Linked DNA regions of Mus musculus: region 1 is linked to region 2. A link is a loop called in an ENCODE intact Hi-C map of the cell type or tissue named here. Cell type or tissue: gastrocnemius. All regions are shown on one strand.

Region 1 (2,500 bases), 95 kb after region 2:
ATATGTACCTATACAAATATAATAAAATTTTAAACACATAATTTTTCAAAAGGAATCATATATATGTGGTAGTATGTGAGGAGCAGGTGCAGCTTCTGCCCCAAAATGGCGCCTGGACAGGTGCCAGGTTTTATGACCTGCACCTGATTTCCTCATTACCTCAGACTTAGCCACATCCAGCCACCTGCACTGAGCAGACACCATGCCTCTTCAGCTCGCCTGAGGTGTCATCATTTTCTGTGAACCAATGGACTGCCATTACATGACTTGGGTGATTGGGAGGAGTCAGTAGTGTATTTAAGGCGTGCCCTGGGGTTGTTCAGGGGATTCCCTTTCCTGCATTGCAATGCGAAGTGTTCCTGAATAAACCTACTTAAAGAACAACAACTTGGTGTTGCATCTTTCCTACCCAGTAAATGATATGAACTTATAGTATCAAGTGTTCTTGAGTGTTCATTCTTTAAATTTAAAATGGATTATTCTTTTACACAATGTATCCTGATAATAATAATCCTTTTGTTTACGTCTAATCCTGCTACTTCCTCCTCTTGACTTCACCTCCAGTTCTACTCCCTCACTGCCTCTCATTAGAAATTAACAAGTCTCTAAGAGACAACAATCATACATGACAAAAGAAAATAAGATAAGTTGAAACTAAACTATCAATGCAAGGCTGGATCCAGCAAGCCAACAGGAGGAAAAGAGTCCTAAGAGCTGGCACAAGAGTCAGAGTCCCTGCAACTTGTTCTCACAGCTAGGAATCTCACAAAGATGCCTTGTCTACCAAGGATAAGAGTAAATGATTTTGATGTTACTTTACTGAAAGAATTAAAACAAAAATTTAATCAGATCTGGTAGTATATGAGTCTTGACAATGCAGTGTGGAGGATAAAGCAGAAGGGTTGAACATTTAAGACCATCCTGGTTTACATAACAAAGAAACATAAGGCATAGCAAAGAGTTAAAAAACAAGAAGCAAAGGAGAGAATTATATATGTCCTGAATGATGCCTTAATTTATATCTGTTCCTATCATCAGTATTACCTTCAGGATAATTTTTGTTCATTTGGCTTTCCATAAAAACAGAATGAATAAATGAATGAATGAATGAATGAATGAATGAATAAATAATACACATTTTAAAAGAGTAAACACACAAAGGATTGTCTATCACTCCCTCTAGTGCACTGAGCAAATATGTTCTTGACATTGTTCTGATATTCAGTGAATTAGCCGCTCCTCTGGCCACAATGTGGGCAATGTTATCATGTTGTTCTCCAAACAAAAGAATGCCAATCATAGGGATTCCATAATAGATTGCTTCATACAGGCTATTGGCTCCACCATGAATTAGAAAGGCTTTGGGTTTTGGATGGCCAAGTATAAGATGAATTCAGGTTAACATTAATTACAAGCTGTAGAAATATAAGGAGAAATGTATTCTATGAGGAAATGAAAAGAGATGTTTCTACATAAAAATTCTTAAACTCATAACTTCACTAAAGCATGTTTGTCTCAGCACAAGAAGAAACAGAATTTAGAGAGAAGTGTATTTTTTTTCACATTTGTGACTTGAGACTTGAATTTTGAAGCACTCATTTCCAGTAGAACACATTAAGTCCATAGTAGATAAGAAACAACGAGTTATATTGTTGTCATATATTATCTACTCATTAAGTATAATATAAGGGATTTTGAAGTGAGGAAAGTTAAGTATAGGAATCAGAGAGAGTCATTCTTGATTAAGCATTTGTTTATCAGAGTCTTACCAAAAAGTTCATTCTGGGGAAGCCATTTATAGACTCTGGTATTGGGTCCTATGGTTGCTGGGGTTTCAACATCAAATCTCAAAAAACAAAAAACAAACAAACAAAAACACCAAAAAAACAAACAAACAAACAAACAAAAAACAAAACAAAACAACAAAACTGTTAAATTTAGATAATTTGTGTTGAAGGAAAGCAAATATGACATTATAAATATTGATCAGGTTATATTTAAGAAACTAAATATAGGAGCATCTGCGGGAGACATTTTGGATCCCAGACTCAACCTAGACTAGTCTGCACAGGTGAAAGTGTGGACTATAGAAGCTAACAGCTTCTAGGACAGGTCCTGTTTCGGGCCCTCATCTTCTGCCAGGAGGCAAGTCTGAATGCCAGATATCTGTGTACCTTCCCTGAAAGAGGAGAGCCTGCCTGTAGAGAGTGCTCTGACCACTGAAACTCAGGAGAGAGCTAGTTTCCCCAGTCTGCTGGTAGAGAACAACAGAATCATGAGAGGAACAAGTTCTAACCAGAGACAACTATAACAACTGACTCCATAGTTTACCAGATGGTGAAAGGCAGACTTAAGAATCTTACTAACAACAATGAAGACTACTCACCATCATCAGAACCCAGTTCTCCCACCTCAGCCAGTCCAGGGAACCCTAACACACCTGAAAACCTAGACCCAGATTTAAAGGCATATCTTATGATGATGGTAGAAGACATCAAGA
Region 2 (2,500 bases):
GAATATCTTGGTTTCTCTATCTATGGTAATTAAAAGTTTTGCTTGGTACAGTAGTCTCAACTGATATCTGTGATCTCTTAGGACACATATGATATGTGTGCAGGGCCTTCTAGCTTTTAGAGTCTCTGTTGTGAAGTCAGGTTTAATTCTTGTAGGTCTGTGATCAAATGTCAGTTGGCCTTTTTCCCTCAGAGCTCTTAATATTCTTTAGTTGCTCTGCATGTTTAATATTTTGATTATTATATGTCAGGAATATTTTCTGTATCGCAGAAAGACCTGACAAAGATAGATAGGTGGGGCAAGGTTCCAATATGATTTGGCTTGGGACTCTGAAGGCTTCCATATGGAAGCAGGATACTCTTGGGGTTCTACAAACACCTCTTGGACTGAAGAGTGAGTCCAGAGCTAGACAATGGAGTCCAGGGGATTGTGTGTAATTCACCTCTGCTGGCTGCAACCTGCAGAGACCCAATTGGGATTCCTTGTATTTCTTAATCAATTAAAGTTATAGTTGAAATTAGCCATCAAATTTTCCTACATATAAAATAAAACCATTGACCTGCCTTATGGACAAATCATAACACAGTAATACAAATTTTATGAAAGAACAAGACAACAAATGGCTCCAAAGAAGCAGGAACCTTTCTCCCAAAAGACTGCTAAAAATGAAAAAGTGATGTATTTCCTTCTAAAGATTTCATAATAGGAAATAATAAGGTAATTTTAAATTACTACAGAATGCTGTCAAGTCATTTGAAGAAATTAGAATTGAAGTACTCCTAATAAATGCTATATGTACAGAAAAATATCTTAGAATAAAGAATCATATATAGATAGACAGAACCCCAAGTGGAGGGCCAGGATTACCAACATACACTTAAAATTTCTGACCCAGAATTGTTTCTGTCTAAAAGAATTGCAGAGACAAAAACAGAGAAAAGACTGCAGATCAGGCTGTCCAGTGCCCAGCTTAACTTGGCGTGGAAACTAAAAGGGGACAGGAGAAGGAGGGGGAAGGGAGGATAGCCCATGTCCAGCCAGAGTTCCTCCTATGCTCCGGGTGAATGGAGGGGGGGCTGTCAGACACTTTCCACTCAGCCTCAGGTGGGCATCTAAGCCACTGACCCCACTCAGTGGGGGGTGGACAAGGGAAAGCCCCCAAAACCAGGAGCCCTGGGCTTCCACCCTGTAGAGCCAGGGTTACAGGTGAGGGCTGAGGGAGAGAGATTTCTATGAGGTGAGAGTAAGTGCAGTGGGTCTTGATGAACAGAAACAGTTTTAGAACTGTATTATATATAGAAAGGCAGGGAGAAAGAGAAAAGGTGGAGATAGATAGATAGATAGATAGATAGATAGATAGATAGAGAGAGAGAGAGAGAGAGAGAGCAGTCATGGCCTGCCACAGGCCCTCTGGTCCCCTGTGCCTGTGTAGAAAAGAGTCTCTAGAGTAGATGGGCAGAGATTAGGATGAGACAAACAGCCAGACACACGAGTGGTGTTGGATCTGAATGTAATGTTACAGTTGAGCATCAGACTTTTATAATACAGAATAAATTGCAGAACAAGGCACATTGAATTTTTCCAGGTGCAAAAGGAGTGACTTCAAAAGGAACCAGATAAATGTATAACACTAGAAATTAGCACAGATGCAAGGGGAGTGACTACAAAGGGAATTTGTAGGGACCAGATAAATGTTTACATTAGAGATTAGCACTTTCTGCCAGGCAAGAGTTTTACACTTAGAGTTAATAGCCTCAGGGTAGTTAACTCTTGACACGCCTCAAGAATAATGTAGTGTCACTGACCCCAAAATTCTCTAGTCCTCATTAATTATTATCAATATCTGAAGACTGTCTCTTTTCAGTATAGTATACTAATTTGCTCTTGGCATGGAATGTAGTCTGTAATAAGAATTTCTATCTCAGTGAGAATTTTAGTCTCTATCTGTAAACAGCTGAGTAAAATGGCAAGTGCTTAATTGTTTACTGAATGGGTAAAGCTCCTTGCTGCTATCTGGAGTCTAAGAATACTGGGAAAAGGCTTTAGCTATGTTAGAATACAACCTTAAAAGGCATTTACTATAAGGTAAAGCTATATAGAGTGCACGTGGATCCATACACTAGACTAAAGTGGATTTGGAAAATTAATTTTATGGGTTAGGGAAATAGCCAAAGATCCGGGAGTAAGTTTCCTTGAAACTTTTTTCTCATGAGAAAGCTTTCAGACTTTCATCTGTTAAGCTGACTCCACCGGAGTCCCTGGCAATGGCCAAAAAGAGAGAAAGGGGAAAGAAAGCAAGAGAAGAAAGGCTAGACAGTAAGAGGGAGAGAGTGAGTGAAGAGGGGAGAGGAGAGAGGAGAATAAAGGGAGTAAGGGGAGTGTCTTAGTCGGGGTTTCTATTCCTGCACAAAGATCATGACCAAGAAGCAAGTTTGGGAGAAAAGGGTTTATTCGGCTTACATTTTCCACATTGCTGTTTATCAGCAAGGAAGTCAGGAGT

The links. Peaks named below come from ENCODE experiments on the same cell type or tissue, not always from the same donor. Only the 100,000 strongest peaks of a DNase experiment are listed, where the experiment ranks them.
Region 1: a loop joins it to region 2, with 7 times the contacts of the local background. A loop is called at or near these places in 14 of 42 quality-filtered maps.

The regions. Positions count from the first base shown.
Region 1 is chr5:87,205,956-87,208,455 of GRCm38, forward strand. It overlaps the pseudogene Gm19418. Among named protein-coding and RNA genes, the nearest start is that of Ugt2b37, 48 kb to the right of the region's middle. In gastrocnemius, no CTCF peak of the experiment used is centred here; no DNase peak of the experiment used is centred here.
Region 2 is chr5:87,110,598-87,113,097 of GRCm38, forward strand. No RefSeq gene overlaps it. Among named protein-coding and RNA genes, the nearest start is that of Ugt2b36, 19 kb to the left of the region's middle. In gastrocnemius, no CTCF peak of the experiment used is centred here; a DNase peak (open chromatin) is centred at 1,126.